Linked DNA regions of Mus musculus: region 2 is linked to region 1. Evidence: chromatin loops called from intact Hi-C (ENCODE). Cell type or tissue: heart. All regions are shown on one strand. Each heading gives the region's core, and the rest is flanking DNA. Links, peaks and the distances in the headings are about the cores only. Region 1 has its middle 62 kb from the start of Gm14642. Region 2 holds the start of Gm36911 (a long non-coding RNA gene).

Region 1 (15,282 bases), core at 6,852-11,851:
ACAGTACACTTCCTCTAACAAGACCACACCTCCTAGTAGTGCCACTCCCTATGAGCCAAACATTCAACCTTGAGTGAGTCTATGGGCGGTCAAACCTATTCAAGCTACCCCAATCACTCAATACTTGGCTTGTCTAGGTGCCTTCTGGGAATTGAAGTCAGGTGCTTATGATTACTGTCCACTTTACTGACACAGCCATCTTCCCCGATCTCCCATCCCCAACCCCACCCCCCATCTCCCATCCACCATCCCATTTTTGCGCATTTAGAAGCCTTCTAGAGACCCGCGTACTGCCCCTCCCGGAGAAGGGAGCGCTGCCGGCTATCACCTACAATCCATACCTGTCCGGTTTGCCTACCTAAAGCATCCTGGATTGTCCTTGGGGTCCCTATGTTTGGGGTAGCAGAAGACTCTCTGATATGTCCTGGGAGGGCTTCATTCCTAACTCACCCCAACGGTCTTGGTGATGAATGTGGAGTCTGTGGCAGGTCCAGGCCACGGAGGCCTTAGAGCCTGGCTTTCTTTTGGTTAATGCCGGAACAGTCTCAGCCACCTCGTTCCCCACATCTGAAATCTCAGCTGCTTTTCCCTCACAGCTTTGAAGACTGAACTCTACCATGTCTGATGTGCCTAGCTATTTACTGTCTGTGCCAAACCAGCTTTGGAAACTGGCATAGTGATAGCAGAAACAGGTTCCACAATTCTCACACATGCACATCACCTGCTTTGTTCGTTCACATTGACCTCGGATCACCTTGTCTTGCTACTCACTACTTCCTGCTGCTCCTCACTACTTCCTGGTGCTCCCCACTACTTCCTGGTGCTCCTTGCTACTTCCCGCTTCTCCCTGCTACTTCCTGTTGCTCCCCTTCCTCCCCCCAATGGCTGACCCTCTGTTCTACTGTATTTTCAGTCTAGATTTCACACTTGCTGTCTTGGTGTTTCTGAGACTATCATCTCATTTCATGCAACTCAACAACCTTCAGTTTTATTCTGCATAGTTTCATTTTTCATGATAGCTGAATTACAATCCTCAAGGACATGTTACATCTCTTTTATCCACTCTCTTGTTGGTGGGCATCCAGGCCACTTCTCTCTGTACCTTGATTAAAATGACAAGAACCACAGGAAAGATGGCTGTGTGGGCATCTCCGTGGACTGTTGACTGGGAGACCTTTAGGTATATGATCAAATAGTACAGCTGGATTATATGGTGTTTAGCTTTTGTTTGTTTGTTTTGTTTTTTTGAGACAGGAGTTCTTTGTATGGCCCTGACTGTCCTGGAACTCACTCTGTAGACCGAGCTGGCCTCAGACTCACAGAGATCCACCTGTCTCTGCCTCTTGAATCCTGGGATTAAAGGCGAGCCACCATCAATTGGCTTATTTAGTTTTTGATAAAGTTGTAAGCTGGTTTCACATTAGCTGCACTAGCTTAGATTCCCATCAACAGTGTGGAAGGACTTTGTTCTAGTGTTTGCTTGTTTTACTTTTTTGTTTTCGTTGTTGTCTTCTGATAAATACCGGTACCAAAAACAGCTTCAGGGAGAAAGGTTTATTGACTCACCATTCCAGGTTTCTGTTCATTGCTGAGGTAAAGTCAAGGCAGGAACTCAAGCTAGTTCCCTCACATCCACAGTTCAGAGCAGAGAGAAACAAATGGACAGATCCTTTCTTGCTTGCTTGCTGTGCCTTACCAAGTTTTCTCCACTCATACAGTTCAGGGTATCCTGCATAGAGAATAGTGCCGCCCATAGTAGGCTGGGTATTCCCACATTAACAATCAAGAGAATCCCCACAGACACATCCACAGTTCAGCCTGATCTACAGCTACTCATTTGAGACTCTGTCCTACGGGAATCTAGCGTTTGTTGAGTTATTAGTTAAAGCTAATCCGTGCTGGCTCTTTACTGCCTACATCCTCATGGGCATTTCCTGTTAGTTTTCTTGATGGTAGCCTTTCTCACTAGAATGGGATGGAATTTCAGTATAGTTCTAATTCCTCTTTCCTTGATGGCTTAGATATACTTGTCATATGCTCATTGACAATGTACACTTCTTTGTTTTTGAGACAGAGTTTCTCTACATAGCTCTGGCTGTCCTAGAACTTGATGTATAGATCAAGCTGGCCTTGAACTCACACAATGATCCACTAAACTCTGCCTACTGAGATCTGGGATTAAAAGTGTGTGCCACCACAACTGGCTCTGCACTGCCTCTCCTCCTCAGCTTGCTCTTCCTTCTCCTTCTCTTCCTCCTCCTCCTTCTTTGAGAAATATTATGTTCAATTAATTGGCTCATTTGTTTATTAGATGATCCAAGTTATTTTGGGGGGTTGTTTAATGCTTTGAGTTTCTTGTATATTCTGGATGCTAATTATCTGTCAGATGTGTAGCTGGCAAAGACTTTGTGCTACCCACTAAGATGGCCTTTCACTCTGGTAATATTCTGGATGCTAATTATCTATCAGATGTAAGGCTGGCAAAGACTTTGTGCTACCCACTAAGATGGCTCTTCACTCTGGTAATTATTTCCTTTGCTGTGCAAAATCTTTTAATTTGATGCAATTAAACTAAACTTTGTTAGCTAATGTTTGCTGTTGGGGTCTTTTAAGGACAGCCCTTGCCTTCCCTGCATTGTGAGGTGTTTTCCTCATGTTTTAGGGTTCCAGGTCTCCCCTTTGCAGACACACCAGGTTCCCAGCATTTTGAACAGGCTGCTTTCTCTCCAGTGCATATTTTGACAGCTCCACTGAAAACCAGGAGACTGTATCTGAATGGCTTCCTTCCTGGGTCTTCTAGTCTACTTACCTAGCCTATGCTTTGTTGGGCTGTAATTTTTGTTACTATGGCTTTGTAGTATAATTTGAAATCAGGCACTGAGGTACCCACGGCCTTGCCCTTTCTATTTAGGATCCTTTTCGCTGTTTGGATGTCTCGTGCTTCCATGTGAATTTTAGGATTTTTGTTTTCTGTTTCTGTCAAGAACAGCACTGGCATTTCTGTGAGGGTTGCGTGAACAGGTGACATCTTTCCACTCTGTAGGATGTTCCTCCATTTGTTTCTTCAGTGACGGAAAGTTTTTGTTGCAGAGGAATTTCATTAGGTGTTTTATTTCTATTAGACTTCTGTGAGTGATATTTTTAAAATCTTGTTTCATTCTTGGTCAGTTGGTATACAGAGAAGTTACTGGCTTTTTGTATCTTGATTTTGTACCCTGCTACTTTGTTGAAAGAATGCATGAGAGCTGAATGGTTTCTGATGGAGTCCTTGAGGCCTGTTAGGTACAAGGTTGTGACGTCTGTGGGTCCAGGCGATTTTACTTTTTGTTTTGTTTTGTTTTCTTTCTATTCGTGTTCCTTTTATTTCTTTATCTTGCCTTATTGCTTTGACTAAGTCTTCAAGCACTATACTGAATAACAGGAGAGAGTGGAAACCCGTGTTTGTTACTGACTTTAGAAACCTGAGTGCTTTCCATGTGAAGTACATGCTTGTCTTAAATAGCTTTTATCATGTTGAAGGAGTTTCTTTCTTTCTAGTTTCTTCATGGATTTTTATCATGAAGGGCTGTTGAACTTTGTCAAAGGCCTTTTCTGCATTTATTAAGATGATCATGCAATTTTTTGTAGTCTTGATTGATTTATGTATATGAAAGCATCCTTACATACTGAGAAGGAAACCAACTTGATTCTGAAATATGATTCTTTTTAATATACTGTTGAATTTGGCTTGTAATTTTTGTATATATGACATTTTGCATGCCCTCAAATTCTGGGTGGATTGTATTTCCATTTGATTCTAAAATTTTTTTAATTTAATTTTCTGAGTTGTTACTGAATGATTTCATCATTTATTAGTTTATTATTCATTTTTCATGTGTTAGCATATTTTATTTAATTTTGCTTGAATTTTATTGAGAAATTTTGCGTCTGTGTTCATCAGGTGTTTGGGGCTCAGTGGGAAAGCCTGGCAAGTCACTTGATGTCTGGATGAGGTCATACGTGGCTCCCTGTCACTTGCAGGGCGAATGTTGGTACTCATGACCAGGATGAGGGCATTAGGAATTCTTTCCTTCCAGCCAAGGATGTTACATGGGACATGGAGAGCCAAGTGATCTTGGTGGCTTGTCTGCGGAGGGCATCCTGGTTATCACGCAGACACCCTGGCATGCAGCTTGAGGCTGCCCCAAAGGCGGAATGTATGCCGAGCGTGCGGTACCCCTCTGCTGCTCTTTGGGGGGGGGTGCTCAGTTCTGTTTATCATGACAGCTGTACAAGTATTTCATCGCATCCTCCCTCAGCCCACTACATCAGTTCTGGGAATTTTGCAGCCCACATGTTTGGCTAATGACCACAAATTCTTAATAACAACATTCAGGAGCCTTGGGCAGAAGGCAGTGAGCCCTGTACTGCTGTGGTGGGAGTCTGGGAGGCCATATCTTCCCAGGATTGCCTCTAGGGTCCCAGGGTTGGCTGTGTTTCTAATCCTGAATCTTGGCAGGGTTTTGGGGGTATCAGGCTCAGAGCACCTTATTTGATCGCCCCAGAATCTTCCTTCAGGTTGGTGCAGTGCAGGGCCTGGAGAGGCAGACACGTGCCGAGGTTAATCGGTCTTCTTGGCCCCGTGCTGGGGTCCACCTGCCGTCCGGGCAGATCAAGTGTCTGCCTTCTAATCTGGCTTCTCTGTCCTGGGAAGGATGAGCCATTCTGGCAGTGTCCCCGAGCTGAGAGCAGCTTCTTACTGACCCCATGGAGCAAAGCCTAGAGGAGCCATTTAGCTGTAGCTTACTGAAATCCCATCCACCCGGGTTACTTCACACAGCCAGGCCTTGGGTGGGTGGGCACGCTGGGCCCAGATGTCAATCACGTCCCCGGGGTCCAGGTGGCTCTCACTCTGCTTCATCATCTTTATCGTATTGACTTTTCTCCCTTCCGTGTGTTGCCTCATGATTTCATGGTCATGGCCTCAGCGCCAGGCATCGAGTTCAGGGTATGAAGGGTAAGAAAGACTGTGCTCACAGTACGATTTACTTAGAAAGGGGAAAAACGGTTTTTTCCCCCAGAAAAGCTACTGTCAAGCTTCACCTGAGAATTATATGGCTGTTTTATGCTGCAAAAGAGGCCGGGAAAGTGAGAGTCAGATGCAGACAGGCTTCAGTGTATCACGAGGAACATCTGAGCCTTTGCTGCCCAAATGCTGCCTGAGGTTTCTTCTCAGGGAGGAAGAAGACTGGGGACTGGGCAGGAAACTGACCAGGTGTTGTCCCCAGCACTGACTCTCCACAGTAGGGAGTGAGATTTAGTGTTCGAGAGAAGCCATTAGTGCACACATGCTGCAGTCTCTCAGGAAGTCAGCTCCACACGATGTGCACACTGGATGCCTCCGGGTTTAATATCTTTCTCTGTCCGATCCTCACTGGGTATGATGCACGCACTGTCAGCGAACTGTCCCCACTGTCTTTGTTGTTGCCCACAGGAGGAAAAACACACACTTAGGACTAGCATGCGCTTGATTAAATGCATGCAAGCGACAGAACAAGAATCAGTTTGAATCTCAAGCCTAGGCCATGAACCCTGGATCTAGCTTCCAGAGAAGTCTGGCCAGGAAATTCAGTCTCCTATGATCTGAAAAGGGCACAGAGTGGCTGCTTGGGATGCCATCGCTTGCCATGCGCAATGTCTGCTCTTACACCGTGGTGACAGGCTTGGCACCTTCTGGGATTTGTAGCTCTAGGTCTGCTTTCCACAAACATGTGAGACATAGTAGAGAAACCGTGTCTTACCTCACTGCTGGATCTCTGTGTTGGATCGAGTTTTGTCAACTTGACACAGGTAGGATCAGCTGAGAAGGCCCTCAACTGAGAAAATTCCTCTGTCAGATTGGCCCGTGGGCCATTTTCTCTGTTGTGTGATATGTTATGATTTATGGGGGAGGGTCCAGCCCACAATGAGCAGGTCACTCTCGGGCAGGTGGTCCTGGGTTGTATAAAAAAAGCTTGAACAAGCCGTGATGAGCACGCCAGCTCGCGCCTTTCTCCACACCGTCTGCTTCAGCTCCTGACAGGACTTCCCTTCACGGTGGGATGTACGCTGTAGGAGAGAACAACCCCTTGGTGTTTTAACACAGCAATAGAAAGCAAACCAGAGCAGTTACCCAATCTCAAACCTGCCCCGAACCTGAGAACCTGAGGTTGCCCGAAGATTGCATGTGCTGGCTTGCAACTGAGCTGTGCCATCTCGGGCAATTCTGGTGACGAGCAAAGCGGCAAGGGCATTTGAAGTGTGTCACAAAGTGTAGTGACTTGGAAGGGAGCCTGGAGGGACAGCTGGAAACCAAACCAGGGAGTAAGGACTCAGCTTTGCAATGGGTTGTCTGGATGGAGCAATTCACCCTGACCACAAGGGAGAAGCACTTAGGAGGTTCTGCCCTGGCCTGCATTTTCTTTTCTTCATGGGCTCCCATGGTTCCCCACCCCACCCCCACCCCCAGAGTTCTCATAGCTGGGAAAGGAGAGAATGGAGTAGAGGCTCTGTGCAGATTCAAAGCAGGAATTCACCTGGAGGAAGTGGCCCTTGGTCTGGATGCATCAAGGCCAAGTTCAGGAGTGCGTACCCAGCGACTGAAGTCACCTAGTGTGTGGCAGGCACAGCCCGAGGTGCAGGGGCCAAGGAGGACGTGAAACAGCCCTAAAGGGAGACAGCTTGGTTGGGAGTGAAGGGAGCACCTTCAGAGTAGACTCAATGCATTCAGGCTGATGGGAGCTAGGGACATTTGAGGGAGACCTTGACCATGGTGGTGTTTGTCATGACCATGTCTCACTCTAAGCAGCCACCTCCTGAGCTGATATAAAAAGATTGATCACACTGGTGTGTGTGTGTGTGTGTGTGTGTGAGAGAGAGAGAGAGAGAGAGAGAGAGAGAGAGAGAGAGAGAGTTAGTTGAGTCTGGTGGTCATCTTGATTGTCAACTTTATGGGACATAAAGTCACCATGGACATACGCTTTGCTACATCTATGAGGAAGCTTCCAGAAGGTAAAGAGAAGAGATTTACCCTAAATGTGGGTGGCATCACTCCATGGGGTGAGGTACCAGATGAAATAAAAAGGGGAAATCCAGCCAAGCCCCAGTATTCCTCTCTCCCTGCTTCTAGACTACAGATGCAACCTGACCAGCTGATTCTAGCTCCTGACACCCCGACTTCTCTGCCGTCATGGACTGTGTACCCTCAAACCAAAATAGCCCTCTCCTTCAGGTGACTTCAGCCAGATTTATCATCACAGTAGTGAGAAAATTAGTAGAGAAGGAGACTTTAGTTTGAGGCAAATCTAAGTTCAATCTAACCCTGCAAATTAATGTTTTAATTACGTGTATTTGTCTGTGTCTTGAGTGTGGATTCACGCACATGAGTGCAGTGTCTATGGAGGCCACAGGAGGGCGCCAGATCTTTTTGGAGCTGTGATGCAAACTCGAGTCCTCTGCGGGAGCAGTAAGTGCTCTTAATCTGGGCCATCTCTCCAGCCTCAGCTGCACTAGCTTTGCGATTATGTAACCGGTTATTTTAAGTTCACATCAGGACTTACTACTTACTTTATTTACCTCAGCTTATTCTATGAGCAAATTGTACAAACCAATAAAAAACACTGCAGTCTTAGGGCTGAACCTCCAGATCTCTTATAACCTAGGCGGTGAAGAGCCAGATGCAGAATACCCACTGATGAAGTGCCTGAGCCCCAGTCCTGCAGCAGCCACATCAGGCTTCGAGAGAAGGACAGGTCCCCGCCCTTGTGTGGCTGTGTGGAGAGAGGTGATGATGGGGCAGGGGTGGGGGGTGTCTGCAGCCGTAAGCCGGTCAGTTTCACAGAGGAGACTGGCGAGGGATGAACACTGTTTATTCTGTAGGAAGCAGCCAGAGGGCTAGCCTGGGCAGGAGCAGCAGGCTAGAAATTGGTCACCGAGTAGTTCTGACCGTAACAGACTCATCCGGGCTTAGAGATGTTGGTGGAACTGTTCAAGGGACACAGTAGTCAGATCCAAATCCAGGGGAAAATAGGGAGGGAAACACAGCTGAATTCAACGAAGCAAAACCCCAAACGCCATCAACAACAAAAGAGGGTGAACGGGAGCTCCGATGAGATATCGAGGTGCATCGGATGGAAGGCAGAGTCCTCTGCTCTGACTCTCAGAGAAAAGGTCCAGTGCTAACTCTCCATCAGGGACACACCCCAGAGCAAGAGGCGACAGAGGGTGAGCGGGGCGGTGAAGAAGAACACAGGCAGAACAGATATGCGCTTCTCTCAGTGAGCAGGATGCAGGATGAACATAAGCCACCGTCGAAATGTGCATTCAACCTTTGTCAAACCCACAAACCGTCAAGACGACATGGTGGCTGTGAACTTGGCCCTCTAACTATTTCTTGCAGGAGAAGGGCTCTAATGTGACGCTTCTTTGAAGCCACAGTGATAGCTGACAGCCTTTGATGTTCCTCTCAGACTTCACAGATCGAATAAGCAGGTGGTGTAATAAATGTCACTTAGTAAGGATGAATGCAAACACTTCAGAGGAGATGCCCCCATCCCTCGGTCCATAGGACGGCTTCTGCACGGAGCTTCATGCTTGGTTTGAGAGTGGGATACAACAAGCTACAACAAGCGGAAAACCTCCCTCGGAGGGGCTGAAACCAGGAGTTAAAGAAAAAGAGAAACCACACAATTTAAAATGGAGCTGGAGAGCTGGCTCAATGATGAGAGCACTGGCTGGTCTTACAGACGATCAGAGTTCAGTTCCCAGCACCCACATGGAGGCTCACAACTGCCTGTCAATCCAGTTCCAGGGAAGTCTAATGCCCTCTTCTGGCCTCTTTGGGCACTGCACTCTTGTGTACACACCCACATACAGACACACATTCATATCTATAAATGGATGCCCCCTCCAAGGGGCCTGTTTCAAAGCGCTCAGTGAGTCCTTCACCTCCAGTGTACCTTTTGGGATGCTACCCCCTCATCTTCATGCCAACCATTGTGAGCCAGGGCAACTGAGGTAGAAGCCCCTAGTTCTCTATGAGAATAGACATCTTTCTCCTGAGGCCAGATTGGACCCGTGATGCCACCAACTCACCTTGAATCTCAGATTTCTCGGAAAGAACAACAGGTGGGCTTAAACATGGATCAAGAAAGGAAACCATCAAAACTGGCCACAGCTGCTCGCGAGCCACATCTCCACCCCAGTCTCCCCGGAGCTGGTGGGCAGCAGCTTCCCTGGGAGCGGTGTGTGTTTGAATCCATCTAAGCTTTCTGAGTCACTGTTGGGATGGAGAGGAGGAAGGAATGACCCTCTGGGGAGCCCACAGTGGCAATTACTCCAGCCAGGGAGGATATGGTCACGGACTTCAGAGAGAAAGTCACAGGGCAGATTCTCTGCTAACGATGCCAGTATGGGTTGGTTAGGAAATGTCCCCCACGGCTTGTGTGTCTGAATGTTCGGTCCCCAAATGCTGAAGCCTCTCTAGGAAGCCTGTGGAAACCTTAGAGGGTGCAGCCTCACTGGAGAATGTGAACCACTTGGGGTCTGCACTGAGGGTCATAGGCCAGATATACTTCCTGTATGGCCTCTGCTTCCAGTTCCTCTAAGACGTGAGACAGAAGTCACAGCTGAGAGCTACGCAGTGTGTCAAAATAAACCTCTCTTCAAGTCCCTTATTGTTGCTGCTTGGCCACTGCGATGCAGGAAGAAACTAACACAGATGCTTCATGGAGGAACCCAGATCGTCACCCTTATGGTGTCTGTGTCTGTGGGCCTCACAGTACAAGATGGTCTGCACACACCAGAGTGCACCTTCACAGATGCGCTCCCTCAAGGCTACCTCCAGAGGGCGCTCTGCTCCACATCTCAGCCAGCACCGTTTTCCAGAGGCTGCACCCCCAGGCTGCTGAGTTCAGCTGCCAGGGACACCACTCTAGGCTACTCAGTAAAGCTGTATGTGTATTTCACCTATGCCGGGGACATCACCTTCAATACAGTGTGCATCATCTGGCTCTCACCTATGACGGTGCAGTGACTGTGTGAATTTTACCACAATTTAATTAACCTTTGTCTAATCGCTGGGTAGTTGCAGTAGGCAGTTTTAAAACAAATTCTCCTCAACAAGTTTTAGATCAAGGAGATAGCAAAACATTACATTTTAGCTTATTTGGGGTATCAATTTATGGCAACAGCAACATTTTAGAAGCAGCCAAAGCCACATTCAGAGGGAAAGCCGTGTCTTTAAATGTTCTGCATTGCGTGTGAAAAAGAACACACCAATCAGAGCATCTGGTAAGTCAAACAATGAATATCCAAACGGAGCAACGTAACGGATCAGGTGATAAGTGGCTGCATTGTCAGGGATTAAAACAAAACAGTCACTAAGGGAAATAGTCAAGTTGGAGGCAAAGAGTTGGGTATTTCAGGAGACAGAGGCAGTTGGATCTCTGAGCTCAAGGCCAGTCTGGTGGGTATCTGAATGTATGCACGGCCCTAATTTGCCAAAGATCTACATTAACATGTCCATGATTTGAGTCTCACTTTACAATGAGTTTGAACTAGTCTTCATACATTTCATTTCTTAAATTTCATTTGAGCTATATCAGACCCCCAACTAAATCTCTGCACCTACCCCATAGGCCTTGGCTCTCACACAAGCCCACACTGGGCCACACGAGGTCACAAAGGCTGTGGTTTCTTTCTCTGGTGTCACCTCCAGGACACGCAGATTTCTGCTGGCTGGCCCTGACCTGTGAAGGTTTACGAAAGCTCAAGGCTTGTATATAGTTTCCCCTGGGTTTTGGTACCAGAAATGAATGTGTTTTCAACACTAAACTTGGCCAGAATTAGACTTGTTGCCTGGGCCTTGCAACTTTTACTAAAATGGACTTGAGCTTACGTCCAGAGACTAAAGACAGAGCAATTCTCTGCTGCGGGATAAGAATGAAGACAAGCCACAGGCAAAGCCTCAAGCTTGATGGTCACCACACACACATTGAATCTCAGCACTTGAGAAGCGGAGGCAGGAGGATTACAAGTTCAAGGGTGGCCTTGGCTACGCAGGAAGATCTTGTCATGATAAAAAAGAAAACCTTTAAAAGGCAAAGTTAAATTTTAATCCGTGTCTATGTTCAAGATACTGTCGTTTCTGCATAATAGAATTATTGGCACGATGTTTTACAAGTGTGCATTTCATCCTTAACTGCGTATTTGAGTTTAGCTGTTTGCACTTCGTTGTGTGTGAGCCTTGGGTGTATTTGACTAAGTTTTCAATTTTAGAAATGTATAACCATACCCACGTCACTCCAGTTCCAGGAACTGCTTGTGTGTGAGAAAGCTGCTTCCTTCCCCCTTTCTTTCATCTTTAAGAGGGAGGACGGGGTGGGTGGCTGAAGACATGGCTTCACGGTTCAGAGCGGGCGCATCTATAAACTCAGGGTGACTCATGCCCGTGCTGTGCGGTAAACTGTGTTGATTTTTAACCACTGTAGCCATGGTGCTCCACGAGTCCACTCCAGAAACCGATCCCAAATATTTTCCTTATGCATCACATGATGCAAGCCAGCATTAAGCGCGACCTCAGCCTCTCGCTTCATTTTCCACAGAATCTAGATTACTCAACAGGAATAAAAACTCTCCTGTCTCGATGGAAATGAATTTCCTCTTTTAGCCGCAAGTCTCCCTCGAAGGAGTGGGTGACTCAAAACTACTTATGTCATGAGTTCAGGTCCTTAGTGTGTGAGCTGCAGTTTCTTTGTCAATTTAGTTCAAATATACTTGAGATGCTTATGGGGGACCTGGGAGAGGGCTCAGGGGGTAACGGTGCTTGCCAGACGACCATGAGGACCTGGGCACAGATTTCTCAACATTGGAGTAAAAAGCTGGGTTTGCCTGTAACCCTAACACCGTGTGGGGAGGAGACAATGGGGATTGAATCACGGAGCCTGGACAGTAGTCCAGCCAGGCCAGCCAGGAAAATGGCTGGCTCCAAGTTCAATGAGAGCCTTTGTCTCGAGGGAATAAGGTAGGGAGTGACAGAGGAAGATGCCAGATGCTTTCTTCTGGCCTCCTCATGCACACACAAACACACACACACACACACACACGCACACAGCACGCATGCACACACACACACAACATACACACGCCACAAGAATAAATAGAAAGTGTATAGAGCAGCGACCAACCCAAAGCTAAAGCAAAGTTGAGCTGAGCTGCCCACAGTAACTCCATTTTGTCTGAGTGCCTGTTACACTCACCCAGCTGCTCTCTCCAGCCCCAGGGAGCGCATCCTGATCATGGCTATGAGGCAGCTCACCAGCTTAAATGAACGGCTCATGTTGGCCTTGTATTTATGGTGGCCACTACTCTCCTCATGTGGGCATAAGAAAGTAAATTCGAAATTTTAGACCATCAATTGATCTTGGAGATTTCCAGAAACCTTCTAAATTTTATGGCCCATGGCCTCTGCTGGCTTACTTAAAAGATTTCCTACTTATTTTTGAAAAAAAATCTTTTAAAACCTTTTCTTTAAATTTGTAACAAAAATTTTAAAGCTGGCACGATAAAGACTCACCTCTCCCATCGTCTAAGACTATTCCCTTTCTGGGCAGGGATCCCCCACGCTCCTGCTAGCCGCACTGGGAAGCTGGTTTAGTGCCATTGCTAACACTTTCAACGGGACGAATGTTTCTGGCTTTAGTTGACTTCCCCCCCCCCCCCGGGACGGTTGGGAGGGAATTTATTTGGGAGTTCTCAGTATACTGGGTGGATGTGGATGTCTGTGCTGTTCACCGTGTGTCTTTAACTCAATGAATAAGAGAGGAACTTCATTTTTCTTTTCCCTAATAATACAAAACTGCCTTCCTTGTGTACGCTGTGGTCCTGGGTTTCCATCCCTGATCTGCGTTTCCATCAACACTTTGTTACACCCACAGAACTCCTCTATTGTGCATTTAAAACTTTGCCCGCACTCACTGTCAGGTCCTAAAGAAACAAGCCTAGCTCAGAGCCTGTGGTTCCTCCCAGAAGTTTCCATCCTGCCCCCTCCCTTCTCTAGCCCAGAGGCTAAGCTTCCCTCCCCTCCCCTCCCCTCCCCTCCCCTCCCCTCCCCTCTCCTCCCCTTCCCTTCCCTCAGCTCCTCTGATTCCCATAAAACTCAGCCATCTTGGCTGTACACTCTCTTGGTTCTCAGGTGCTCCCTTGGTCTCTTGGCTCCTCTCTTGGCCCTGGCAGGCTCTTTCTTGGCCCCTTGGTTCTCCTCTCCCTCTTGGCTCTTCTCTTCCTTTCTTGCCACCCTCCACTGCCCCCATCCCCATCATGACCATGATCCGGTTCGGCCTGGACCCTTCCAGATGCCTCTGGCTGTTCTTTCCCTCATAACTCCTCAGCTTGCCTAGGATTGGTCATGTTCCCGTTTCCAATCGCTGTTTAAGTGCTCTGTTGTTGTTGTTGTTGCTTAACCTACACCAGACAAGAAACAACTGAAGGGGGAAAGGGTTTGCTCTGATGTGCTTGTTTGAATGAGAATGGCTCCCTGCAGCTCATACAGTTGAATACTTGGTCTACAGTTGGTAGATCTGTTTGGTAAGGATTAGGAGGTGTGATCTTGTTGGAGGAGACATGTCACTAGGAACAGGCTTTGAGATTTTAAAAGACTTCCCATCATCCTCAGTCTCTCTGTCCCTGTCCCTGTCCCTGTGTCTGAGTCTGTCCCTGTGTCTGTGTCTGTATCTGTCCCTGTCCCATCCCTGTCCCTGTCTCCGTCTCTCTGCCTCCCCTTTGCAGATCAAGATGTGAGCTCCCATTGGAAGCACCTACTATGCTGGCCACTTGCTGCCACACTGTCTGCTGCGATAGATTATTAACCCTCTGAAACCATACCCCTAAGTAAGTGCCAATTTCTTCTATCTGCTTTGGTTACGGTGTCTTTTCACAGCAATAGAAAAGTAACTGCTTTCTGGAGGAATGTGCCCAGATTTGGAATTTTGGACTAGGTAAGCAGTCAAATGTTGTAAGCGAAGCTGAGAAAACAGTAGTGCTGAGAACCACGTGGACTACAGAGGCCTCACTCAGGAGGCTTCTGAGGGGAGTGATAGCACCTGGGCTAGAGACTTTGATGATATTTTTATGAAGTACCTGGAGAGAAAAACTCCTGAGAGAGACCTGAATATGTTAAATGGAGTCTTTATTAACGGCTGTCTGGTGGGACGGTCCCAAGCAGATTAGTGGGAAGCAGCCTCTCCAGTTGGTTCCAGATTTTAAGGGCAAACCCCGCAGTTGGGGAGCTTACAGAAAGGCAGCTGTGGACATCTGTAGCAAGCAAGCTTTGCTTACAGAGCAGAGAGACAGCAATTAAACGGCCAGACAGTTAACCTTTAGCTCAGGGTCACAGGGAATTTAGGGCTGGTCCAGAGGCCCATTTTATCCAAGATAGTTTTAGCACTTAAGAATACTTTCATAAGATAGCATAACTACAGTTCAGCAGTATACTGCAATAGCTTGGCAAAGAACGTGGCTTCTTCTTATCCTTGTCCTGAGAATCTGCCTGAGTCTGAATTGACCCGTGAGGGGATTTCAGAAGAGCCTGATAGTGACTCTGCTGCAGGATTATCAGTGATCATCATCGTGCTGGTTCACACAGAAAAGAGCAAGTGGGGTAAAAGAAGTTGAAAAAGTACAGTTTGAAGAGTAAAAAGTCTGACTCAAAATGGAAAATGGGAGTGGCCCCCTCAGAGCAAGGCCCCGCCCAGCTCAGCTCAGCCTCGAACTGGCAAAAAGAAAACTCTGGAACCTTCTGCTCCCAGACAACAAGGCAGGAAAGGTTTCCACAAATGTGACTCCAGGGCCCAGGCTCCATCTCAAACTGTGGTCAGAGTTGGCAGGGTCCTGTGCGTAGCCCGGGCTTTAAAGGGTCCGTGAATGAAGAAGTTGTGTGGTCATCCTTTGTGGTTTAGGAGAGCCCCTGAGGACAGGCTGTGGCCCCTGTAGCAGGGGACTCCCTTCATGGAGGCACAGAGAAGCCACTGCATGACGCTGTGAAAGTAAAACCTGGGTTGCATTGGTGGCCCTGAGACATTGAGATGTCAGTCAGAGCTGTGGCATGTTTGCCAGGGGAAGCTGCACACGGGGCGGGGAGCCAGCGTGAGAAAGAAGTGTGTGCAGTTAGCAAAGCTGGAAGGCAGAGCCCTCTAAGCCCTTTGACATTAGACAGGGAGGTACAAGATTTGGAGTTTGTTCTGCTGGGTTTTGGTCTTGGGTCAGTCC
Region 2 (15,282 bases), core at 6,910-11,909, 110 kb after region 1:
AAAAAAAAAAAAGATCTAGAGTTTTTTAAAAAAAAAAAAGCCAGTCTGTGGCACAGGCCTGCGATGCCAGCCCTGGCAGGAAGTGACAAGAGTATCCTTGGATCTTATTGGACACCCAGCCTAGCCAACTGCTGAGCTCCGGGTTCATTGAGAGCTCCTGCCTCAATAAATAAGGTAGAGAGGGAAAGAAGAAGACAGTGAATGCCAGCCTCTAGCTTGCACACGTGCACACACATGTATATACACACACACACAGTTAAGTCCACTCTTCCCTTACAGCAGACCACTGCCCTGGGACAGCACTCTGGGACCCCATCCTGCAGATATTCAGGCAAAAGCCTGCAAGTAATGTGGCTTGCCTTTTTGCCTCTTTCCTTCTTCCTTCCTTTCTTCCTTTCTTTCTTTCTTTCTTTCTTTCTTCCTTCCTTCCTTCCTTCTTTTCTTTCTTCCTTTCCTTCCTTTCTTCCTTCCTTCCTTTCTTTCTTTCTTTCTTCCTTCCTTCTTTTCTTTCTTCCCTTCCTTCCTTTCTTCCTTCCTTCCTTTCTTTCTTTCTTCCTTCTTCCTTCCTTCCTCCCTCTTTCTTTCTTTCTTTCTTTCTTTCTTTCTTTCTTTCTCTCTCTCTTCCTTCCTTCCTTTCCTCCCTCCCTCCCTTCTCTCTCTTCCTCTTCCTCTCTCTCTCTCTCTTTCTTCCTTCCTTCCTTTCTTTCTTTCTTTCTTTCTTTCTTTCTTTCTTTCTTTCTCTCAGCCTTTGAGGGTCATTCTGTTGTTTAAAAAATAGAAGGGAGCTTTCTCCCCTTTCCCTCTTGCATCAGCTGGGCCATGACTCTGAGGCTGTCTCCTCTCCACAGCCTTTTCTTTGGCTGCTCCCTGAAGCTCCCACAGACCCTACCACCCTGGAGATCACTGCTCAGCTTTAGAGACGCCTTGTGTTGGGATGTAATGGACTCTGGCCTCTATCTAGTTCTGTTGGGGTTCACAGAAGTTTGATGTATACCTATTGTCTGCCAGAGAATCAAAGCTGCCAACACTTCCCCAGCACCAGGCACAACTGCATATGTTTCTCCTCACAACAACCTTGGTGGGTGCCCACAAGCTGTCACCCACCTGAATGCAAAGGGATACCAAGGTACAAAGAGGGGCAGAGGCATCCACGGTCACTAGGGTCCTTGTGGAAGAGATGAGATTCAATTGCATTTCTCTGCCTAAGCCAGGATCCTACTCTCCCTGACAGACTGGGATGGACCCAAGCAGAAGCCATAATCTCAAAGTGACCTAGAGCAGCAAGTGACACCCCTTCCCAGGGCATGAATAATGACTCACCCTCCCCCACCAAACTCCAGGAACCCTGTCCAAAGCAGACCTGTATGGTCTTCACATCAGGGCTCCGCCCAAGCGACCTGCTGAGGGCCACCATTCAGAGCCCACCCAGTCTGCAGGCAGATTTCATTCTTCCATAAAAGGAGGTCCGTTTGCCAAGGGAACCTTCCAATCAGAAGTAGTAAGCGATTTGCTGTAACTCAAACTCGGATGTGGATGGCAAGCCCTAGCTCACGACTATTTTGAGCCCAGGAAAGCCCACAAGTGTGTCTATTCTGAGACAGTGACACAAAAAGATACAGTTAGGAAACTGTGGAGACTTGAGAATTTAGAGTCACTCCCACACTAGCGCTCACCCGCAAGAGCCTCCAGGCTGGCTCTGCGCTTCGAAGCCGTGTTCTGCCCCATTGGCACCTGGGGCAGGTGGCTTTCCCTACTGGCTAGTGCTCCCATGGAGAGACCTGGGGTACTGATGGATACCTGGAGATGCAGGTGTCCCTGGAAATGGGTGGGGTCCAGAATGAGGGGGCCAGGAGAAGGGGATGGGAAGGAAATAGAAAGGTAACAGGAAGGGACTGAGATGAGATCTTCTCTTAAAACAAGCACCTCAATGGTCACTTAACGCCATATTGCCCAGGGCCAGGTCTGAGCTAAATCCTGGGCTTATTTAATCAGCCCCCAAAAGACATCTTATTAGAATTCTTCCCCAATGCTTATAAATTCAGACAGAGGGGCTGGAGCGATGGATGGCTCCGCAGTTAAGAGCCATCTTACCTGTTTTCCAGTTCCATGTTCAGTTTCCAGCATCCACAACAGGTCGCTCATAACTGCCTTTAACTCCAGCTCCAGGGGATCTGACACCTTCTTCTGGCCCCCACCAGCACCCTCACACATGCATATGCAGACAAATAATTAAAGAGGAAAATCTGGGGACTTTCTAAAGCCACCAAGCAGAGCGACGGTCACTGCTTCCAAGTCTGCCTCTCGCCTGGGAGGTCATAGGTCCTGGAACCTGGGAAGCTGATGGTATTTGGAAAATGCATCTGCACGTGGTCCTCCTGGGTAACCTGGGACAATTATCTTTATGGGAGACATGGAAAAATGTAGGAAGATGGAGGTGGGACCTGGAGCCTTCCTTGCTTGGATGCAGAAGGAAGAAGCAGATTCCAGTGTGTTCCCAGCCCTTAGAACACCTCAGTTTGGGTCCCAGTCCCTGGAACTATGGCAAATGCTACCCCTCTGCTATTCTAAGACACTCAATATGGGCCACCTCTCAACCGCAGTAAACCCTCCTCTGCAGACAGCAGTCTAGGGATAAAGATGAGAGAGCTGGCTTCAGGACCAAGTGGTCCCACCGGGGTTGGCTTGTCTTGGTTCTCTGAGAGCTGTGTCATATCCCTGGAACAACTGTCTTGGGGGTGTCATGGGGCCAGTCTGGCACTAACAGGGCCAGGTACTAGGACAAACTATGGACAAGGGCACTGTAGAGCTAGACTCCTTGGCCACCAGTTGATTCAGCCCCTTGACTCCCATGTCTGTCTGGTTGCTAGCATTCAAGGAGGTCATTTTTGCTCATTTCCCTAAAATCCAACACTTCCCCCAACCCACACCCACAGCCACAGGCGGAGAGAGGAAAGACACTTGTGGGATTTACCAGGAGCCTGGAACCATCTTTGAAAGTATTCTCGTCAGGCCGTGGTGGCTCATGGCCTTTATCCCAGTACTCAAGAGGCAGGGGGAGGCAGTTCTCTGTGAGTTCAAAGCCAGCTTGACCTGCAAAGCATGTTCCAGGATAGCCAGGGCTACACAGAGAGACCCTATCTTAGAAAACCAAAACCAAACTAAACCAAACAAACAAAAAAGTAGAAAAGAAAAGAAAAGAAAAGAAAAGAAAAGAGAGAGAAAGACAGAAAAGAAAAAAAGACAAAAGAAGGAAGGAAGGAAGGAAAAAGAAAGAAAGGAAAGAAAAAGAAAGAAAGAAAGAAAGAAAGAAAGAAAGAAAGAAAGAAAGAAAGAAAGAAAGCAAGCAAGCAAGCAAGCTCAAGTGTTTGTGGGGTGGGGTATATCCCTCAGCTCCATTTCCATACATGGCTACAGTCTACGGAGTCACTTTATAAGAGTCCAACCCCAAAACACAGTATCTTGTGTGTCACCTGCATCAGATGTCCCTCAGGGGAACACCTAAAATCCCATGTCCAACCAAGAGACAGCACAGTGTCCACAGGGACTGGGGACAGAGAGCAGCCTGGTTCCCCTGTTTTGTGCAGACTGCATCCTGTGGTGCATGTAGACACCGAGTCACCACCCCAAAAGCTCACAATCACCCAGATCCATCTGCCCAGAGGCAGGACTTGAGCCACAAGGGCTGGTATGGCCCACTGCCCCCAGCCACACCTCAGATACCACAGTCACTTGGCTCTTAACACAGAGAGTAAAGTGTCTCCATTTTGAATTAGGTGGCTCAATAGATGTCTGTTGTTGTTGTTTTTGTTTTTGTTGTTTTTCGAGACAGGTTTTCTCTGTGTAACCCTGGCTATCCTGGAACTTACTCTATACCAGGCTGGCCTTGAATTCCGCCTGCCTCTGCCTCCCAAGTGCTGGGATCAAAGGCGTGCGCCACCACTGCCCTGCTAGTAGATGTCTTAGTTAGAGTTCCTACTGCTTTGAGGAGACACCATGACCAAAAGCAACTTGGAGAAGGAAGAGTTTATTTGGCTTGTGGTCCCTCGTTGCTGTTCATCATGGAAAGAAGTCAGAACAGGGACTCAAACAGGAACCTGGGTGGATGCAGGAGCTGATGCAGACAGAGGCCATGGAGAGGTGCTGCTTACTGGCTTGCGCCTCATAGCGTCTTACAGAATCCAGGACCACCAACCCAGGTGGACACTAAAGCACAGACCTACAATAAGCTGAGCCCTCTTCCGTCGATCATTAATTAAGAAAATCCCCCAAAGGCTCGCCCAGTTTCATAGAGGCATTTTCTCAATTGTGGCTTTCCTCTCTCCTCCAGTGACTATGGCTTATGTCAAATCAACATAAAGTTGTCCTGCAAACCTGATGATGTGAGTTCAATACCTGGGACCCACATTGCTGTCCCCCAGGTTGTCATCTGACCTCCACACATGCTCCATGAGCCATGGCAGAAGCATATAAACACATGTATTAAGTAAATATTTAAAAAGAAAAAAAAATGGAGCCTGAAAGAATGCTTAGTGGTTAAGAGCACTTGCTGCTCCTGCAGAGGAGCTAGGATTGGTTTCTGGCACCTGTAAGTCAGCTCACAACTGTCTGCAACTCCAGTTCCAGGGATCCAAAGCCCTCTGGTGGACTCTGCAGGTACTGCATACACGTGGTGCACATACATCCTGGATCTATGCAGGAAAGACTAAGAGAGCCAAGGTTTCTCCCCCAGAAGAACCCAGCTACTTGCGGGATTTCTTGCCACGAGGGAAAATGAACCCCTTCTTTCTGGGACCCTTTTGGATCAGTACTCAGCTTGCAGGAGAGTCTTCCTAAGCACTATGGTTCCGTTCCACAGCGAGTGGAGGACCATGCTGAGGGAGGGGTCGCTCACAGAGGCATCGTTTGCTATAGTGCACATGTTCCAGAGACGGAGAGCTTTCTCAAGGTCTGTGGCTGTCTGTGGGCCTGATGTGCACTTGCTGGGGCACAAAAATCATAGACCAGGACACTAAAGCACAGAGACGCTAAGCCACCTACCCAGAGTCACAGAGCCAAAGGTACACAGGCAAGCTGCCCATGTAGATATTCCCCCAAGCTCCTGGGCCCATACAGTTAACCACTGTTGGGCTGCACTAAGCCTGGGTTCCCACCACAGCCCTGCTTCCTCCAAAAGGTCTCACAGTCTTCTGAAGACATGGTTGGCCTACAGCAAGCAGCCCCGCAGCCTTGCCAAGTGTTCATCTTTCTTGGATGTTCCCATGGGAGAAGGGGGGAGCTTAAACTGGCTCATGTTACGCCTGCCAGTGGTAGCTTCCCAAATAACTGACAAAGGGCTGACATTTTGTGTGCTAGCAGGGACTCACAAGTGTCTCTCTTTAGCTTATGACAAAGACAATCAAGTTGTATCCCCAGGCCCTGTGTCATCTGGCCCTTCCCTGAGCCTCACATGGCCAACACAAATCCTCTTGCTCCACACAAAGGCTACATCCTCAAAGTCTCCGGCACCACATCCTACCCCACACCCGGTAGCTTGTCAGTCTTGGCATTGTATAACTCTTCATGAGACAAGCTTCACACACACACACACACACACACACACACACACACACACACACACAGATGTCTTCAACTTTGTCAGTAGTTGCATCCAGGGCTACAGATAGGCTCCAGCCCAAGAAGGATCAATAGATATTTACAAATGAAGGAACAGACCCTCTGCACGCGGCGCTGGCTGTCCCTGCCACAGCAGTTGTGACTCTGTGGGGCCTGAGCCTGTGCTACCTGAGCCAAGGCCATCCTTGTGGGCAGGCCTCAGAGGCAACTTCCCAGAAACCATGGTTATGTGGCTCCAGCAGGCAAGAGGGGATCTGCTGGGCCGGGTGCCTGAGCTCGCAGCCTTCCACGGGTGTCATTTCCTGCCAGCCGCTGGTGGGGATTCGCGCTATTCCAAAGCAGTTCTGAAGTCCCCTCCCATGGGACACTGTTGTTCAGACTCTGCAAAGCCTGCGCTGGGGGAGCAGGTTTCTGGGGCCCATCCTGAAGTCAGCAGAGCGAGCAGCTCCAGCCTGAGGAGAGCTGGCAGCGCAGGCTCCCCTTGCTGAGCAAACGCAGCGCAGAGTAGGCTGGCGCCTCCATTTCCAAAGTGTTTGGCTGGAAATAGGAGAGGCAGAGCCACGCTGATACCAAGCAAAGCTGAGAGGCTGGCAAGTTCCCTCCCTCTTTGGGGTTCGCAGGGAGCCACCGCTTTCAGCCTCAAGTCCTGTAAAGGCACTTTGCCAGTCTGGCTCGCTTGGGCCCAGTGGGACACCATAACCCACAGGCTCCTCCTCCTCCTCAGACAGGACAATGAGAGTTCCCACCTCACCAGTTATTACCAGGGTAATGTGGCCAGCCTCAAGTCAGGGCTCTCTTGTCCCCTCCCTTGAACAAAGGCTAGGCTGGACTCTAATACCAACAAGCTCTTCTCTCTTTCTCTCCTCTCTTTTCTCTCCCCTCCCCACACCTCAGTCTTTCCTCTCTTCTCTCTCCCCCCCTCCCTCTCCTCTTCCTCTTCCTCCTCCTCCTCCTCCTCCTTCCTCTCTCTCTCTCTCCCTCAACCCCCAGTTCTGTTCAAGTCTGCCCGTCTCACTGGTTCTAGGGCTGTGGGATACTCCTAGTCACCTTGGCCTAGGTCAGGATTCAGAAGGAGATATGACACCTTACCAGATATGACACCTCTGAACCAGGACCTTAAAGGGCACAGTGGTGGCACGCATATTTTGGTCGTAACCAACATCTTTCTTTGTTGTTGTTGTTGTTGCTGCTGCTGTTTTGATACAGGGTTTCTTTAGCTCTGGCTGACCTGGAACTCACTCTGTAGACCAGGCTGGCCTTGAACTCAGAAATCCGACTGTCTCTGCCTCCCAAGTGCTGGGATTAAAGGTGTGCGCCACCACTGCCCGACCAACATCTCTCTAATTGGACTTGAGTCACTGATTGGACTCACTCAGCAGCAGGGTAATCATGCCTGGTTACTCGGAACCTAGTCTACTCTCCAGGGAGGGTGAAGCGTGGATTCCGGAGACGCTACAGGCACCACTTTTACTAGCATAACCCCCAACTACACTCGATAGAACTGTCCTTACACCCACACATGAGTGACGTCCTCACCCTCAAGAAAACGTCTCTTTGAAACAGCTGGACACCATTACAGAAAAACATAACTGGTCAAAAGGCAGAGCTGTGGGGCCCAGTCCTGACGAGTACATCAACAGTGCGGGCGGCCCCGGCACCCAAAGCTCCAGGAACTCTGCAGAAGAGACTGGGGAGACTTAAGAGCCAGGGGAACAGAAAGTTTGCTGCAAGATTCTGTCTCCTAGGAATGCCAGAGGCTACACCCACAGTCTCATCACCATGGCTGCCTAACCATGAGTGGAACAAGGGCAGTAACAATAAACCTGCTAACATGAACTAGGCCATGAGGGTAAGGCATCAGGAGGCCTCAACCCTAGACAAAGAACCACAGGCACCCGAGGAGTACCAAGCAGAGCGGGAGAAATCGTCTTCTCCAGCGAGGAGCAAGCACAGCAACTGGTAATTCAATGCCAACTGCTCAACCCTGAACATACACATACGGGACTTTATAGAAACCGGGCGGGTTGTATTATGCGTTTATATTCATGCATGTAATAACATTTAAATAAATGTAACAACATAAGTGTAACAACAATTAAAGAAACAGATGCCATGAATTTGAAAGAGAGCTTTGGGGGAGTGGGGGATGTGAGCTGGTATGGAGGGAGTAAAGAAAAAAAGAGAAATGATCTATGTTATAACCTCAAAGCATTTTTAAAAATATATTTATTTTGGGCAATAGAGCTCATGCCTATAGTCCCAGTGATAGAGAAGAGCAGTGTTCTAGTTGGTTTTCTGTCAACTTGTCACAAGCTAGAGCCTTCAGGGACAGAGGGCTAGCGCCTCAATTGAGAAAATGTCTCCATAAGATCCAATTGTGAGGCATTTTCTTAATTAGTTTTCAATGGGAAGGGCCCAGCCCTTTGCGGGTCGTTCCCCCCCTGGGCTGGTGGTCTTGGGTTCCCAGGCTGAGCAAGCCAGTAAGCACCAACCATGGCCTCTGCAGCAGCTCCTACCTCCTCCAGGCTCCTTTTCCTGTCCTGACTTCCCTTTATGATGAACACAAGTGTCTACCGAATAAACCCTTTCCTCCCTCCCTCACTTGCTCTCTGGTCATAGTGTTTTGTCGCAGCAATAGAAACCCTAAACAGTCAGGCAGGCAGGCAGGCAGGCAAATCCCTGAATTTCACTGATCAGCAAGTTTAACCAAACAGGCAAGCCCCAGGTGCCAGTGAGAGACCCTTCCTCAAAAAATAACCTTGTGTAACTCCCCTTTAGTCTTCTAAAATAATCTGACCCTTCTCTAATGCCGCCCTTGCCACTCCCCCACCCCCGGCAGCCAGAGCTCATCTTCAAGAGTAACCTGAGGCACAGAGAGGTGAGGAACTGGCTACAGGGCACACAGCTTAAAAAAACAAGGAATGGAGCTGCACTCTCCTACACTGGCCCGTGAGTGACAGCAGAACCTTCTCCACTTCCAGCCGAGAGAGAAATAAAACAAGACACTCGGTGAGATGCCAGCCAGGGCCCGTCCCTTGCTCCCTCTCCACTCCCAGCCCGCCGATTCTGAAAGCTAATTAGGAGTTTAATGGTCCCAGTTGCGCAGTCACGCGTTCTGACAGCGGTGCGGCTGGAAGAAGATGAAGCCCCCGTCCCAAGCAACCTTGTTTTTATTGACTTGTAAGCAGCTAAATTGTCTGGGAAAAGTCAGCGCACCAGCCAGTGCCTCTGGGGCCCCCTGCGAGGCGGTGATAGGCCCACAACTGGGACCTCTGCGGCGTCTGCTCACGAATGCAAAGTAAATGAATCCCCCGAGCTGGGAGCCTCGCCAGGGGCTGCTGGGCCGGCTGCAGCCTGGAAATCCAAATCCATCTGAATGCTCGCCCTGTCTAGACAAGGAGCCCGGCGGCCCAAGACAGTAAACGGCCGCTCTGTTCTATTGAGGCCGGTTAGAATTCTGTCTTCTGTTCTTCAAGGCTTCTAGTGGCACTGCCCTTATCAGAGAGGCAGGGTGGCTGCTACCCACGTCTGCTATCGTGTTCTGGGCTCTAAAGGTCTAGGGTTACATCCCCAGCTCTCCCCTGACAAATCTTTGGGCCTCAGTTTCCCTATCTGGGAAATGGTTATGATATTGGTTATGATATACTGAGCTCACAGGGTCCGACAGAAAAAGAGAGAGAGAGGGAGGGAGAGAGAGAGGGAGAGAGAGAGAGAGAGAGAGAGAGAGAGAGAGAGAGAGAGAGAGAGAGAGATACTGTGCCAGACCATACTGTATCCTCAAATCAAAGTGTTTGTAAGAGCCACTTACAGGATGTTTGGCCTGGTGTCGAGCACCCAGGTGCAGTGTGACAAGTGTCCTTCCTTGGAGGAAGATCGAATGCTCAGAGAAGCTGGGAAAAGAGACATACATCATGGAGATGCCATGGAAAGGCAGAGACTGGAGGCAGGGACTCAAGTCTGGACCTGCCCAGTCACCTGCAGCCAGCAAGCCCCCAAGGACACTCCCTTGAGCCTCCAGAGGGCAGCGCCTTCCCAACATCTGGATTTCACAGGTACAGCTGGCCTCCAGGACATCCCTACTAATGAAGCCTCCTGGGGGAGTTGTAGTGGCTCAGCTGAAGCTAGTGAACAGGAGCCAGAACCACAGCACAACCTTCCTGATAAGATGGATATCCATGGAGAATTTCTACCTCCGTATATCCCACAGGCCTCTCCGTCAAACAGACATCTGTCCCAAAGGCCTGAGGATCTGAGCTGTCTTGCTGGGACTCAGTAAATCCTGGGGTCAGTCTGTACTTGAATGCCTGGTGTGCACTCCAGAGGGTCCCCAAGTCCACTCTGGCTTCCTCGCCCGTTGCAATACTGTTTCTCCCAGGCAAGCCCTCACCAGGCCCCAGGGATGGCTGGGCAGGAGGGAGCAGTCCAGAGGTCTGAGCCTGAGGTGGGGTGCAAATTCTGCTATCAGGAATTCCTGGGGAGTTCAACCACAGGGCAGAGAGCATAAGGGCCTCTCTGGCCTCAGCTACAAGTTGGCTAGAGGGGAGGCTTGTCTTTCAGTGATGTGTTCATAAATCCGACCACAGCAACAGCCTTCCAGGGTTCTCTGGGGTCATTTGCTTCTCTGATGTCACGCTTTTGGCTGGGTCTCAGGTCTGAACTGGCCTCCAGGCACAAAGGAAGAAAACAGCTCTTTCTGAGCAGCCTGACAGAGCCCGTTGCATGAATAAAAATCCATTCCTAGGGCGGGGACACCTCGGGAAACCTTGATGCTCTGGAGAGCTGTGACAGAGGTCTCTGGTTTTGATGTAGCATCCCTGGGCCAACACACAGAGAACTCTGCCCAGGCCTCTTACATTGTACAGGAGTCATCCATTGTCCATGTAAATCACACAAGCCAAACGAGCGGTGCCACACATCTGTAATCCTAGCACTAGGGAGGTAGAGGGAGGGGGGCATGAGTTCAAGGCCATCCTCAGCTACATAGCAAGTTTGAAGCCAGCCTGGGCTACATGAGACCTTGTCTCAGAACAACAACAGTGAGATTCAAAATAACAGAAATACATAGGGGAACATTGGGAGTTTGTTTGTTTGAGATGCATTTTATTTGTGTGTATGCGGTGGTTTAAATGAGAGTGATCTACTTGGTCCCCAGTTGGTGGCTATTTGAGGAAGATATGGAGGTGTGGCCTTGTTGGAGGAGGTATGTCACAGGTCTTTGAGGTTTTAAAAATACCTGCACCATTTTTACTTCTTCTTCTTCTTCTTCTTCTTCTTCTTCTTCTTCTTCTTCTTCTTCTTCTTCTTCTTCTCTCTCTCTCTCTCTCTCTCTCTCTCTCTCTCTCTCTCTCTCTCTCTGGCTTGCATTTAGATAAATGAGCTTTCAAATGTCTTTGCTTTACTATCATGAACCCTAACCCTCTGGAACCACAAAGCCCAACTAAAGTTATGTTTCAAGTTAAGATTGCTATGCTTAAGAGATCTATAAAACAAAAATGCCTCTAGCCTATAAGTCCCACTTGCCCAAAGCCAAATAACTTCCTGAGGTTCTGGAATGCTTTTGCTCATGCACACTAACAAGCCATGTGCTTTCACTTCTCTAAACAAGGTTGGTTGCCCCGACGGCACAGGCTGCGCTTGACCACACGGAAGTGGGAGTTATGTAGGCAGGAAGTGCACCAGGATGCATGCTTGCGGCAAACTGGACCAAGGCAGGAAGTATGTAGTCTTGAGGGTGTTGCCTGTAGAAACACAGAACTAACAGAATTCACAGCTATTTTTGGGGAATCCTGGGTTTGGGCCTGGCCAATGTCCATCATTCTGGCCAGTTTTTAATAAAATTACTTCAAAATTGGCTCAAAAATCCTAATAGTGGTCTTATTCTCGACCAGTGGGATTAAAAGTGACCTCAGTCACAGGGCTTTATCGCAGCGATAGAAAGTAACCAATGCAGATGTATGCGCGTGTTTTGCCTGCGTTCGTGTCTATGTACTATGTGCATGCCTGCTGCCCAGAGGTCAACAGAGGGAGTCTGATCCCCTGCAAGTGAAGGGACGAATGGTTGTGAGTCACTGTGAGGGTGCTGAGAACCAAACCTGGGTTCTCTGAAAGAGCAGCAAGTGCTCTTTACTGCTGAGCCGTCTCTCCAGCTGTTCCGGTGGGGACTTTTCATGGTATCAGTGTTCTCAGAGCACGGTGGAGTGCTCCCAAGATGTCACATTCAGGCCTTGTTCACACTACAAGCTACACCCACAGGCATATCATGAGGTTCAGCAGCCATGTTTGGCCCTAAGAGGAAGAAGTCTGGCTGTCAAGAGTCATGATTTAATCCGGGCCTAGTGGTGTAAATCTGTAATCTGAACACTTAGGAGGCTGAGACAGGAGGACTGGCCAGAGTCTGAGAACAGCTTGGGTCACACAGTATATTTTGAAGGATAATGAAGTGCATAGTTTCTGGAAGTTTCTGAAGTGTATAGTTTCTGGTTTGTTCAGCTTCTTCAATTGTTCCTTTGCCTGAGTTACATATGTAGTTACTAAATTTCCCAGACTCTGGGGTTAAGGGACAATAGACTGGGAACTTTGGAGTGAGGAGTGTTGGTGCATGGGGTAGGTGGAGCCCCTATGGCCCCTGCCCAGCCTGAAGCCCTGTTCCTGTCCTGTCTGGCTGTGCCAATACCACTTCTGTGTACATACACACACACACATGCACACACACAGCACACACACACAGCCTGCACACACACACAGCATGCACACACACACAGCATGCACACACACACACACAGCATACACATACACACAGCCTGCACACACACACACACACACACAGCCTGCATACACACACAGCATACACATACACACACCCTACACACACACACACACACACACAGCCTGCATATACACACACACAGCATGCACGCACAGCATGCACCTGCACATACTCACACAGCCTTCACACACTCACACAGCCTGCACACACACACAGCCTGCACACACACACAGCCTGCACACATATATACACACACAGTCTACGCACACACACACAGCCTGCACACACGTGCATACACACACATAGCCTCCATACACACACACACCATATACACACATACACACACACACACAACCTGCACACACACCCTGCACCCTGGCCGTGATGGAGATTGTCACATCCTTCCAGAGTCAGAATCTTGGAAAGTGTTATTTAGCAATGACTTGAGACTGGAGACCCACTTGTGCAGAGACGGGGGCACTTTCCCAAGCTGTCTGCAGGACGGAACAATAAAAAGTTGTTCCTGAATCCCAGGCCTGAGGATCTCACTCAGCCTCCGGTTTCCTTCCTCTGTCGCTCAGCTCCTACCTCCTTCACCACACCGGAGGCTCTGCAGCCAGACAGCCTGCTTGTCTTCCTGCCAGCTGGCAGAGACGTCTGGACCCCGGTCACTCCACTCACGGGACTGTTCTCTGGCCCAGAGAAAGAGACAAACAGGGCAGCCAGCTGTACTCAGCTCCTTTCTCTCTTCCCACTCCCCCACCCCCCCCCACCGCTACCACGGACAGGCAGGGTGAGAAGGCAGAGACCAGAAAACCCAGTGTTCTGAGGACTGATGTCTAAGGTGCTCTGGAGAGCTTCTGGAAAACACTTTTGTGAGTGACAGCTTGCAGCTACCCTCTCACCCTGGTCAGAACGCCTCCAGCCCCCCCCCCCCCGGTGGCTCCATAACACCCCACTGTCCCAGTGCCCTTGGGTGCAGCGGTGACCTGGCTACCAGCCTTCTGAAAAGGCAAGTGCTGTGAGGAGAAGCAGGCTAGGGACACATCACCATGCCCCTTCCTGCGTCCCTTGCCCAGCGTCACCTGGTCCAGGAGGCCTCTCTTTACCGGCCTTTTTTCTTTCCCATGCATAAAAAGCAGGAGGCTTTTTCTCATCACCTTGCAACCTCCCTCCCACACATAGCAAAGTGGCATCCCTGGATGTGAGATTGTGGAACCCAAAAGTTAACACACGGTAGCATCTGCACCTGCCTCTGCCTTGATCTCCAGCCTCCGCCTCCCTGAACCAGGGTTCTGAGAAGTTCACTGGAACATGAAGGACAGGGCATGGCCTAAAAAGACAGCCGCCAGCTGTTCCTCTCACTGTAGGTCTGACAGACACACTCTGGGGAACCCGCATCTCCCATATGGCTGTGGAAATGGGAAAACATCTTTAGAAATCAAAAGTACACTTCCCAGGAGAAATGGAGGCTCCTTCATGGGGTTCTGGCCCAGAAAAGAACTTTCTGGAAAGCAGGGAAGCTGCTGTGTTTGTTATCCTCCGGGAGAGCATTTCCAGCCGGGTGTGAATCTTCCTGCAGTCGCCCTGAGGTGGCAGACACCCCCTGCTCTGCTCCAGCTGCCTATGCAGCAATTCATTTGTTTACCAAATGTCTGAAACGTCTAGACAGGTTTTGGGGGTCAGACACTGAAGTCCCCCCGGCGGCGGCTTCTGCAGGAACTGAGTGGAAAGCTAGGCGCTGCTGTCTGGAGCTCCTGGCTTACCCGTGTGTTAATTCCCTGCCCTTTTTATCAGCTGACAGCTTCCCGCAGATAAAGCGGATTTCATTTAAGCTTTTGCTCACCAGGCAAGATGAATATCCCAAATTCCAGGCTTCTCCCCAGGGGTAGGAAAAGAAGGGGATGTTTTGGAAACATTGTGGATCCACAGAAGTCATCAGAGCTCTGGATACCAAATGAGGCAGGCACCCCTGAAGGGAATGGGGGGTGTGGGAGAAAATGGCCCTGTCCCGGTGAGGGTCAAACGCACATACAACAGTCGTGGTTTTGAAGAAGAGGTCTGGCTGGCTTCTGAAGTCAAGACCAGAGGGAACAGGCAGGCGACAGACCCTGTGGATTAATCACGAAATTGTCACCTTTTAACTGCGTACAGGGAAGCAGGTCTCCTTTCTCTGTACCCCAGTCGCATCAACAAGTATCCAAGACCAAGGGCAAACATCTCTGGGAAGACCCCAATTGTTCTGCTGTCACAGGGGAGGTGTCTGTGTGCTGTCCTTTCTCGGGTCTGGGAGACCAGAAGCAATGGAAAATCCTTGCACTGAGACAGGGGATGTACAAGTCTGAGTTAGAGACACAGGGTGGGGCTACCAGTCTCCCAGAGCCTCTGCGCAGGGGTAAAAGATAAGCTGAAATAGGATGGGACAGAATAGAATCTGGCTGTGAGGCAAATGCTTGCCCCATAGGAATGGCCTGCTGTGGCTACCAGCACAGGGTCAGGCCAAACTAGGACCCTGACTTGTGTCTTGCTTATTTCTTACTTAGTGGGTGGGTCTCAGACAAGCAGCACAAACCTGTGAGGCTGGGCTGGGCTGGGCTGGGCTGGGCCTCTCTGGCAGGATACTGAGCCATTTGCACCTCTAGCTATCTCCACAGAGGAGTCTGAATTCCAGTGGCCTGGGATTCCGGCTCTACACCAAGTCCAGGCAGGCAATGGATAGTGGAATCTGGTGACAGAGATTGGCCATGCACATGGTCTGTGGGTCATTGTGCTGGGTAGTAAGTATCTTTGTAGCTCAGCACAAGTGAGATTATCTGAGAAGATGCAACCAGTATTAAGAAAATGCCTCCATAAAACTGGCCTGTAGGCTAGCCTATGGGACATTTCTCTCTCTCTCTCTCTCT

What was found. Peaks named below come from ENCODE experiments on the same cell type or tissue, not always from the same donor. Only the 100,000 strongest peaks of a DNase experiment are listed, where the experiment ranks them.
Region 2: a loop joins it to region 1, with 1.9 times the contacts of the local background. A loop is called at or near these places in 2 of 42 quality-filtered maps.

The regions. Positions count from the first base shown.
Region 1 is chr2:173,448,463-173,463,744 of GRCm38, reverse strand. No RefSeq gene overlaps it. Among named protein-coding and RNA genes, the nearest start is that of Gm14642, 62 kb to the right of the region's middle. In heart, for the core only: CTCF peaks have their summits at 7,421 (motif pointing right) and 9,858 (motif pointing right); a DNase peak (open chromatin) is centred at 11,454.
Region 2 is chr2:173,333,819-173,349,100 of GRCm38, reverse strand. It overlaps Gm36911 (a long non-coding RNA gene), which reads right to left and starts at 2,292. Exons shown (of 4, transcript XR_375364.3): 1 at 2,092-2,292. In heart, for the core only: a CTCF peak has its summit at 9,619 (motif pointing right); DNase peaks (open chromatin) are centred at 8,874, 10,230 and 11,250; H3K4me3 peaks cover 856 bases; H3K27ac peaks cover 2,023 bases.